2 separate regions of the Homo sapiens genome follow, and region 2 is linked to region 1. A link is an interaction called in ENCODE POLR2A ChIA-PET data of the cell type or tissue named here. Cell type or tissue: B cell. All regions are shown on one strand.

Region 1 (2,500 bases):
TTTCTTTTCTTTTTTTTTTTTTTTGAGGTTATAGTTTTAGCTGCTCTGACATGCTGGGATAAGACCATCAAAGTTTTTTCCTCACATAATCTATCCCCCTCTTTAAAATTTCTAGAGTATTGATTCTTATTTTTAAAATTAATTTTTAGAGATAGTGTCGCTCTGTCATCCAGGCTTGAGTGCAGTGTCATGATCATAGTTCACTGAACGTTGAACTCCTAGGTTCAACCCATCCTCCTGCCTCAGCCTACTGAGTAGCTGGGATAACAGGCACACCTCACCATGCCCAGGTAATTAGAAAAAAAATTTTTTTGTACAGATGGGAGTCTTGCTGTGTTGTCCAGGATGGTCTCAAACTCCTATCCTCAAGTGACCCTCCTGACTCAAGCCCCCCAAAGCACTGGGATTATAAGCATAAGCCACTATGCTTGGCTTCTTAGAGTATTGATTCTTTTACATAGTCCAAGGTGGTTCCTGCAGCCAGTAAGAAGAGGGAAGGAGGCCGGGCGCAGTAACTCACGCCTGTAATCCCAGCACTTTGGGAGGCCAAGGTGGGTGGATCACCTGAGGTCAGGAGTTCGAGACCAGCCTGATTAACATGGAGAAACCCCGTCTCTACTAAAAATATAAAATTAGCCGGGCATGGTGGCACATGCCTGTAATCCCAGCTACTTGGGAGGCGGAGGCAGGAGAATCGCTTGAACCCAGAAGGCAGAGGTTGCAGTGAGCCAAGATCGCGCCATTGCACTCTAGCCTGGGCAACAAGAGTGAAACTCTGTCTCAGAAAAAAAAAAAAAAAAAAAAAAGAAGAGGGAAGGGAGAGGGGAGGGCATGCTTACTTTCACCCATATCCGTTGGCTAAGGCTGGCTGCATCTAGCTGCAAGGGAGCCTGGGAAATGTTGCCTCAGTTAATTTAGTTGGTTGTGTGCCCAACTTAAAACCAAGGATTTTATTAGTTGAATTACTAATCGAATGGCAGAGAAGGGCCCACAGAGATACCTGGTTGCCTCTGACACCTCTTAATGAAATATAAAAGTTGCTACAAGAGTAAGAACAGTCAGTAATTGGAAGCAAATTGAATATGAAATGAAAATGTGTTTTCATTTTGTCTACTTTTCTGTATGTTTGAAATTTTCCAGAAGAAGTTTTTAAAAATCTTACATTTAGGTTTCTTCTACCAAGTGCCATTAGATTTCGTAACACTAGAGGGTGCTGTTAATGCATTTGCTTTTAGCATTTCTAGCATCTGCCCCCTTGTCTTATTACAGAGTCAAAGTAGGTTTTGTCTAGCTGATAATCTTGAATCTCTTTTGTTGTTTTACTCAGTTTTACAACAGCAGGGGCACAGAAATGTCAATATCTAACATTTATCTGGAAAGACAGAAATGATGATTCCAAATGTGGAATTAAAAGAAAAACACATTTTAGATTTTATTCATAAAAGGAAAACAAATCAGAGATTATGTTAATCAGATTAGATATTTTCAAATGCAAAATTATTTCTGAAGAATTAAAAGTTTTTTTCTTGTATTTGTCCATATTTAGCATTTTAGTTGTTTTGCCCTATTTTCTGCCCTGAGTTTTCTAACCATACATACATACTAAGAATTGAGCTATTGATAATTTTTCCTCCTAATATAAGGAGAGGGATATAACTAAAATTTTAAGAATGCAGATAAACACAAAAAGAAACACCCGTAACCCCTATATTATAGAGATTACCACCATAAGCTGCTTGGTGCATAGCCATTTTTTTTTTTAAAGCTCAATCGCACATGTATATATACAGTACTTTTTTAAAAAAAAAAATTATTTTTCAGACAGAATCTCACATTGTTACCCAGGCTGGAGTACAGCGGCCCCATCTCTGTTCACTACAGCCTCGACCTCCACGCTCAAGCGATCCTCCCACCTCAACCCTTCAAGTAGCTAGGACTAAAGGCACTGCCCCCATACCCGGCTAATTTTTTTGTATTTTTTGTAGAGACAGGGCTTCACTATGTTTCCCAGGCTGGTCTCGAGCCCCTGAGGTCAAGTGTTACTCCTACCTTGGCCTCCCAAAGTGCTAGGATTACAGGCATGAGCCATCGCACCCAACCTATACGGTACTTTAAAGAGAGGGGAATCACGAGTTAGTGCTCATGTATGGGAATTTTTTGTATATTCATTTTATAACTTACTATCTTTCTGAAGTATCTTATTCTAGGGTGTGTGTGTGTGTGTGTGTGTGTGTGTGTGTGTGTGTGTGTTTTAACTCATTTTCTGGGTAGACAGATGCATTACCTATAAATAATTATTTTGCTTTCCCTTTTCCATTATTTGAGCTTTCAAATTCTTTTTTCTTCTTTTTAGAGATAGGGTCTTAACTCTGTTGCCCAGGCTGGATTGCAGAGATGTAGTCATTGTTCACTGCAGCCTCAAACTCATGGAGTCAAGCCAGTCCTCCTACCTCAGCCTTCCCAGTAGCTGGGACCACAGGCATGCACCACCATGTCCAGC
Region 2 (2,500 bases), 120 kb before region 1:
GTGTCAAGGCCTCCAGAAAGGAGGATCATCTGACTCTTGAGTGTCCACACTGGCTAAGATGTATTTTGTTTTGTCTAGGCTTTGGGTACTGGTGATACAGGTAGCTGTGGTTTTGTTCCCTGTTCTCAGCTATGAACATTCTTCTGATCTGTGTCTCTTAGCTCCTTCTGCACCCCATTTGGGCATGTGGGAGCTTTAGGTGGCGTGTGTGCCTACTTCGTGGGAGTGTTCAAGGTTCTTTGCTACCTTTGGGCTCCTTCTGGACACACATCAAATTGTTCTGCTGCTCCGCCGGGGTGCGTGAGAACCATGTGGGCTGCCAGACCCAGCTCCCCTGCTGTGCCCATAGCCTTTTCACTGTCTTGCCACTTCCCAGACTCTACTTAGAAAAAGGGCATGGGTCCCTTCCGATTCCAGCTTTCTGGCTTGTCAAGGATATCTCTTGTTCTCCTGCTGGCAGCTCGCCCCTTCCATCCCCCACCGCCCACTTACAGCAGTTTTTTGGGCTTCTAGGGGAGGGGATAAGATGCAGGGACACATCTCAGATTCAAACCCACATGCTTCTCTCTAATTCTCCTCTTTCTCTGCATCTAGAGACTTCTAGTTAAAGAAGCACTTATCAAACAATCTATGATGGAAGACCAGTTTTGTTTTATTTCCAATTGTCATGAATTAATCTTTTTGGCCTGTACACTGTTGAATGAAATGAGTCTGCCAATCATGCACTTGGATATTGTGACAACATCATATTGCTGTAACAGCTGCTAAATGTTTGTTCTCAATATCTGTACTTAACTCATCATGGACAGTAACAGACAGTTCATGGATCAGCAGGGGTCCAGGGGCCACAGTGTGTAACCTGGTATAGAGTGTCACTCGCCTCATCTGCTATTTCAAGTCTGAGAAAGATGGCTGGGTGCAGTGGCTCATGCCTACAATCCCAGCTTTGGGAGGCCAAGGTGAGTGGATCGCCTGAGGCCAGGAGTTCGAGACCAGCCTGGGCAACATGGTGAAAATTAGCCTGGCGTGGTGGCGCATGCCTGTAGACCCAGCTATTAAGGAGGCTGAGGCGGGAGAATCACTTGAATCCGGGAGGCAGAGGTTGTGGTGAGCCGAGATTGCGCCACTGCACTCCAGCTTGGGCAATAGACTGAGACTCCATTTCAAAAAAAAAAAAAGACAGAAAGACTTTAGAAACTAAAAATTTCAAGAACTTGACTTCCTTTTTCTACATTCTGCTGTGTCATTCCTTCCCTAAGCCAGTAGGCACTGAACACGCTAGCTGCTGCCAGGCTGGAGAGAAGCAGTCATGGGGTCACAGAAGACAGTAGAAATTAAATTGTATCAGTTAACACAGCAACTTTCAGTCTTGCTGTAGAAATGAGAAGTATGAAACTGGTACAAAAAGAAAAAGGAAAGAAACAAAGATGAGCAACTAATCATAATTTGTGAACACATTAATTGCAACTTACAAAAACCAAGAGGATTTTTCTTCTTTATTTTCCGGCGTCTACATTAAGGACACAGAGATTTTTTCAAAAAGCTGTTTGCACTAATAAGAGAGCTTAGCAGCAGGATAGATGATTACAAATAATATCAAAATTGAGAGAACTTCTACTCTACTAGAATAACATTTAGGAACATTGTCTCATTCACAATAACTATAAAACAAAATACTTGAAGATCAAATTAATAGAAAGTTACTGAAGATAGTAACCCAGCTTTTATTAGTTTTATAAAATAATCTTCTTAAGTATCTCAGTAAGATGTAATGATTTTTTTCAAACAAACAAAAACTATGCAGTTTTTTAAACTAAAAATACAAAAGTTAGCCAGGTATGGGGGTGCATACCTGTAGTCCCAGCTACTCGGGAAGCTGAGGCAGGAGGATCACCTCAGCCTGGGAGGCAGAGGTTGCAGTGAGCCAGGATCGCACCTCTGCACTCCAGCCTGGACAACAGAGCAAGACCCTGTCTCAAAAAAGAAAGGAGAGAGAGAAAATAAGGCTTTCCAATTTTTTTTTCTTCTTTTTTAAAAATTTCAGTGAATTTCAGTCGTGAGTGACCATTCTCCCAGGAGATGGAAAGATTATTTCATTACACTAGTAAAAGCTGGGTGCAGTGGCATGCACCTGTAGTCCCAGCTGAGGTGGGAAGATGACTTGAGCTCAGGAGTTGGAGGCTGTAGTGATCTATGATTGTGCCATTGCACTCCAGCCTCGGTGACAGAGCAAGCTGTCTCTAAAAACAAAACAAAAACCTAAAGTCTCAATATTATAAAGAAATGCAAATTCATCTACAAATGCAATTCCATTCTAATCAAAATCACATAGAAGGAGTGGGGGAATTCAACAAAGTGGTTCTGAAATCTATCTAGAAATAAAAGATTAATATAATAGCCAAGGAAAAGTCAAAGGGGAAACTTGAGAATACTTAACCTCTTTGATATTAAATGACATTACAAATCAGGCATGCTGTCTTGTGCCTGTAGTCCCGCTACT

Evidence for each region. ChIA-PET counts read pairs that join two places held together with the same protein. Peaks named below come from ENCODE experiments on the same cell type or tissue, not always from the same donor. Only the 100,000 strongest peaks of a DNase experiment are listed, where the experiment ranks them.
Region 2: POLR2A ChIA-PET joins it to region 1 with 5 read pairs; 10 of 35 experiments call an interaction of 5 or more read pairs at or near these places.

What each region holds. Positions count from the first base shown.
Region 1 is chr20:4,955,107-4,957,606 of GRCh38, reverse strand. All of the region lies in intron 2 of SLC23A2 (solute carrier family 23 member 2), which reads left to right. Among named protein-coding and RNA genes, the nearest start is that of SLC23A2, 45 kb to the left of the region's middle. In B cell, CTCF peaks have their summits at 1,003 and 1,205 (motif pointing right); a DNase peak (open chromatin) is centred at 1,206.
Region 2 is chr20:5,079,250-5,081,749 of GRCh38, reverse strand. It overlaps a transcript of TMEM230 not described here. Among named protein-coding and RNA genes, the nearest start is that of TMEM230, 33 kb to the left of the region's middle. RefSeq lists an enhancer at 1,099-1,258. In B cell, no CTCF peak of the experiment used is centred here; a DNase peak (open chromatin) is centred at 1,269; H3K4me3 peaks cover 358 bases; H3K27ac peaks cover 1,888 bases.